Regions from separate parts of the Homo sapiens genome. Here region 2 is linked to region 1. A link is an interaction called in ENCODE POLR2A ChIA-PET data of the cell type or tissue named here. Cell type or tissue: GM12878. All regions are shown on one strand. Links, peaks and the distances in the headings refer to the core of each region. The heading gives the core; the rest is flanking DNA.

Region 1 (2,825 bases), core at 134-2,633:
TTGGCTTTACCTGGTTCAAATCTATTAAACTGTACGATCTTGATGAACACTGCTTAATATTCTGGTCCTCAGTTTATGTTTAAAATGAGATTACTATTTAAAAAGTTATTAAAAGAATAAATAAAAAATTTTATACCATAAATGAAGTATGAAGACTGGATGCTAAAATAACATTTAGCTTTTCTCTGTATTATTAACAGAACCCATTTGTATTTGTAAAGCAATTTTCATTTTCTACTGGAAGCCACTAATCTTTTAACTTAGACCAAGATCCGTAACAGTCAATGCTGACTTTGAAGCTGCCAAGCAACACAGCATTTTATAAAGCAAAACATTTTTATTGGTTTACTGATACTGGGTAGAGTTCATATTCTAGTGTAATATTCAACATGAATAATAAATGAAAGAATGAAAGATAAGTAGAAAGTGATATACAAATGCTTATTATTGGTAAATTACTATTGGATATAATTATGCAATAATTTTAAAGCTATAAATAACAGGACAAATATATTTAGAGACAAAGAAAAAAGAATCTTAAAAAAAATGTTTAATGTTCAATGAAGTTGATAAATTATTTATTTACCTGAATCGCTTGCTGCAACAACTGTTCCACCAGGAGCAAAAGGATCATTGTGCTTCAACGTTTCTACCTAAACAAAGCATACAAAACCATGAATGAGAGAGGCAACACTTCACAGCTGAAACCTCATCACCACTCCAAAGAATATATTCTTTACAAATTCTTAATTAATTAAGGAATATAGACATTAGGAACAAATGTTTCCCCATAGTGATCTGCAATCTTACTAACTGGAAATAATACATATTATTTTCTAATCTTAACTGTGAAATATAACATCTATTCAGAAAAGTACATGAAACAGATCTATGGTTTAACAAGTAAGTATCAAGTGAACACTTGTGTAGTCATCTCCCAGGAAACTGCCAATACCTCAGAAGTCTTCATGTGTCCCTCTATAATCACAATCCTGACTTTGGTGATATTCGTTTATTTTTTTCTTCATAATCTTGCTAGTTGTATAGATGTACACTGTTTTAACTTTTTACTTATTTTTTAGAGACAGGGTCTTGCTCTGTCACCCCAGCTGGAATGCAGTGGTGTGATCACAGCTTACTGTAACCTCAAACTCCTGGGCTCAAGTGATCCTCCTGCCTCTCTCCTGCCTTAGCCTCCTGAATAGCTGGGACCGCAGGTGTATGCCACCATACCTGGGTAATTTTTGTTATTATTTGTATAGATAGGGTCTTGCTATGTTTTCCTCAAATCCTGGCCTCAAGAAATCCTCCCACCTTGGCCTCTGAAAGCACTGGGATTTTAGGTGGCAGCCACCACTAACCTTTTATCTTGGAATAATTTACATTTACATAAGAGTTGTAAAGATAGTACAGAGTTCCCATGCACTTTTCACCCAGTTTCCCCTAATGTTAATATCTCACATAATTATAGTACATCTATTAAAACTAAGAACACTGGTACAAAACTATAAACCATAGATTTTATTAGATTTCACCAGTTTTTCCATTAATGTCCTTTTTCGATTCCAGAATATCATTTTACGTTTAGAATGCACACACTATTTTAATTCTCAAATATCCTAGTACTTAATATCATAAAATGTTACATTTCTATTTTCTAATTGTTATCTAAAAATCATTCTGCATTCTGACCCTCAGAGAGAAAACACATATACACACATACACACATACACACACACACACACATATACACAAAGATAGCTTTTTGCTAAGATCCTGCTTTCAACAATAAGCTATGTAAAAGTCTGGGATCAAGAGCAACTGATCTTGCTAAAGGTGAGGATGTTACCAGATGCCAGCGATTCTGGCTTTTAACTGTCTTCCTACTTTATACTTTAGTTTTTAATCATAGTCAAACAAATTGTATATCTAGGAAGATAACTGAGTTTCCTCTTTCTGGCACCAGGCTCTTTTTAAGGGGCTAGATGAAAGACTTGGCAAACAGGTAAAAAGAGTGTGAAAAGAGTTTCTGAACATTTATATGCAACTCTGATGCATGATTATCAATGTCATTTGTATTACAGACTCTATTTCCAATTATCAAGAAGTTGGATATTACAAATAAATGTCAAATAATACTGCCAGAGCTAATGTATAAATCTCCAAGTTAAAAAAATTAATTGTAGAGAAAGGTAATGTTAACTGGGACTAACCTTCTCTCTTTATAAAAGAGAGTCCATTAAAACTACTAGCAGAAAGAATTAATACTAATGAAGTTTTTAGAAATGAAAACTATGAATGATAAAAAGTAATGATAGTATTAACTGAGGCCAATTATACTATTATACAACTAGCACACTAACTTAGATATCTGCAGAATAAACAGCAATTAAAGAAAAACTTAAACTGGTCTATATAGCGAGATAACTTTCCATGTTTCCTAATATGATAGTCATAACTCCAGTGTAAGAGAAGGTCACTGACATAACAAGTCACCAAGTACAGGCTGAGCATCCTTATCTGAAATGCTTGGGACAAAAAGTATTTTGGATGTTGGGTTTTTTTTCAGATTTTGGAATATTTGTGTTATACTTACCAAGTGAACATCCATAATCTGAAAACGTGAAATGCTCCAAAGTCTGAAACCTTTTGAGTGCTGACATGATACTCAGGAAATGCTCACTGGCACATTTCGGATTTGGGGTGCTCAACCTGTATTATTACTTCTTCTCTTTGAGAGAAGAAAAAACTAACAGGCTGTGTTTTAAACAACAGCTTGCAGATTTGATTTGCCATCACAAGGAGAAAGGGAAAGGGCATAACCA
Region 2 (2,825 bases), core at 158-2,657, 52 kb after region 1:
CAGCTGCAAATGGAAATCACATGTGAGGAAAAGGCAGCAATCTGGAAAGCTTTACACAATCACTTGAAGAGAAACTGCAAAGGTTTTACTCTACTTTCTTTTTCTGTAATTAAAAAAAAAAAAAGCTCAGCTTTCTGAAATCCTGATCTGTTTAATGCACTGAAGGCCAGTAGGGCCTGATGAAAAGACTACATAAGTAAAAAGACTACATGTCACATAGATCTTAAATTCCAGCTTTTCTACTTATTTCTTCTTATAACCTTGGCTAAGTTTTTTAACCTCTCCAAATCTTAGTTTCCTCATCTATAAAGTGGAGATGATAACACCCATCTTGCGAAATTACTATGAGAATTAAAGACAGGATATATAAAAAGCTTAGGCATAACATTAAGCCCGTGACAACTGCCATTTATTGAGTATAGTGCCTACCCTAGGCACTCAATAGTGGCAGCTACTACTAGTTATGCATATTTAATCTTTCCCAGTCTTGGGTTCTTGTTTCTTTTAAGGCAGATCTACTTACTGTCTGCCTCCCTTCTTTTCTAAGTTTCTCTTTACAACCATGTGGCCCCACTTGTGACGTTTCTGCCTCTTGAAAACCTGAAGATAACCTCTGGTATCGTTAGGTGGATTGGCGGCAGACAAACTATAAAGCATTTTCATATACATTATCTCATTTTCTGTGAAATTCATTAAAGACACTAGGGTTTGCCTTTTCAAGGACCAAGTATGTTATTCCTATGTGAAGGTATGAAAGTATACATATACACTATAAAATTATGCAGGTATGCCTTGAAGATACTGTTTTTTACATTGTTTAAATTTCAGATATCTGGATTCTCTCTGAAAATTTTAAGTTTAATTGATATAAACAGAAGCTGGATTTTAACATTCTAATAACAATTAACTGACACTGTCATTCTTTTTTTTTTTTTTTTTGAGATGGAGTTTCATTCTTGTTGCCCAGGCTGGAGTGCAATGGCGTGATCTCAGCTCACTGCAACCTCCACCTCCCAGGTTCAAGCAATTCTCCTGCCTCACCCTCCCGAGTAGCTGGAACTACAGGCGCACACCACCATGTCTGGCTAATTTTTTGTGTTTTTAGTAGAGACAGCTTTTCACCATGTTGGCCAAGCTGGTCTCAAACTCCCGACCTCAGGTGATCCACCCACCTCGGCCTCCCAAAGTGCTGGGATTACAGGCGTGAGCCACCATGCCCAGCGGATGCTGTCAATCTTATAAAGCTTCAGGTAACCCATTCTCAAGCTTTTGTCCATTAGCCAGAAGAATTCTTCAGATTCTGATTTTCTCTATAAAAAATTCTGAAACAAAAACTGTCCTATTTACAAATGACTAAAAATCAAAATGCAGAAACTGGAATTGATACAAAACCATATTTTTAAAAAATCAATTCAAATAAAGTCTTACCATATATGGGCTAGTAAGGTAGAAGGTAAACCTGTTTTCAAGAATATTTCACGGACCTCCAATCCAGACACAAATCCGTCCATATCTTTATCAGTTTTCAGGAAGATTTCATCATATTTAGCTTTTTCTGCAGGGGATACAACCCACTACAGGGAGGAAAAAAAACAGTATTTCTGCCAAAATGAAACAAACTTTGAAGTGTCACTCTTTCAATCCATTACAATATCCATCACAAATTCTGAACAATTCTACCCTACTAACTCAGAGCAACAATGTATCACTTCCATATGACATCTCAATCAAAATGCTGTGGGGAAGAGAAAATAACAGAAGAAAATACAGGTCAGTTAGGACTTATCCATAGGTGCACATTTTTACTTTTTTTTAAGAAATGAGTAAATTCAAACATAGTTAACTCTTGACTAATGCCCACATTAATATAGGTAACTGAAAGTCTGTATAAACAAAATACTCAGATAATTCTCAATCTTTATTTTTTATAGTTTGACCCAGCAGTGTTAACCATAGCCAAACTGGCTGATTTGCATATCCTGTCATTATCTTCCTTTACTCAATCTGACAAGAGGCAGGCTGGGGGCAGAAAAAAAAAAGCCTTGGACAACCCAGAATTCAATAATTTGATCCCAAAGAATCAAGAGTTAACTAGGTATTAAACAAAAATAAAAACAACTATTAATTATGCCAGGGCAAACATGCCATGTTAGCATGGAGCATCTTCCATTTCTAACTTTAATTCCAGGGAGATCAAAATAAAACCAATAAAACATCCATATGACCCAAGGCCTAATGTAGAAGGAATATCTGTCTTCTCTGGAGTATCACATTATGCAGGTTCAACGAGATGGTGCTCTAAAATTTTTATCCTTTTAATTGCTCTATCTTTGTCAAATAGTAAACTGTTAAATGCCATGTACTTTGTTAAAAAAAAATCCTTTAACACTGATAAATCTATACCTGTCTTAATGGTGCTTTGGTAGGTAAAATGCCTACAGATGGTAAGGAGTGGTAAGATTCCTTGGCTGATGCTGAAGAGGGGATCAACCGCACAGAGCCTGATATACTGACCGTTTTTCTCTTAGATGGTGGCACCAAGGCTGGAGGCAAGGACATTGGCACAGGTTCTTTCTCCAGTGCACAGTATACCAAAAACATGGCCTTCAAAATAAATGAACCAGGGTCATATATATTAAAAGCACTTAACATCCACCCACTGAATTGATTATTGTTCAATGATAAATCATCGTCAGGCTCTCAAATCCTTTTTTAAGAAATTGGGCTGGGAGGGAAAGAAGAGGAAAATGAGGGAGGGATGAAAGGAGGGAGAAAAAGAAAGAAATAAAAACTAAGAAATTTTTAGGAAGATATCCTTAGTAAAA

What was found. Peaks named below come from ENCODE experiments on the same cell type or tissue, not always from the same donor. Only the 100,000 strongest peaks of a DNase experiment are listed, where the experiment ranks them.
Region 2: POLR2A ChIA-PET joins it to region 1 with 7 read pairs; 4 of 35 experiments call an interaction of 5 or more read pairs at or near these places.

The regions. Positions count from the first base shown.
Region 1 is chr1:51,393,795-51,396,619 of GRCh38, forward strand. EPS15 (epidermal growth factor receptor pathway substrate 15) reads right to left here. Exons shown (of 25, transcript NM_001981.3): 21 at 587-653. Among named protein-coding and RNA genes, the nearest start is that of TTC39A, 65 kb to the left of the region's middle. In GM12878, for the core only: no CTCF peak of the experiment used is centred there; no DNase peak of the experiment used is centred there.
Region 2 is chr1:51,445,532-51,448,356 of GRCh38, forward strand. It overlaps EPS15 (epidermal growth factor receptor pathway substrate 15), which reads right to left. Exons shown (of 25, transcript NM_001981.3): 9 at 2,515-2,604; 10 at 1,429-1,574. Among named protein-coding and RNA genes, the nearest start is that of EPS15-AS1, 71 kb to the right of the region's middle. In GM12878, for the core only: no CTCF peak of the experiment used is centred there; no DNase peak of the experiment used is centred there; H3K27ac peaks cover 354 bases.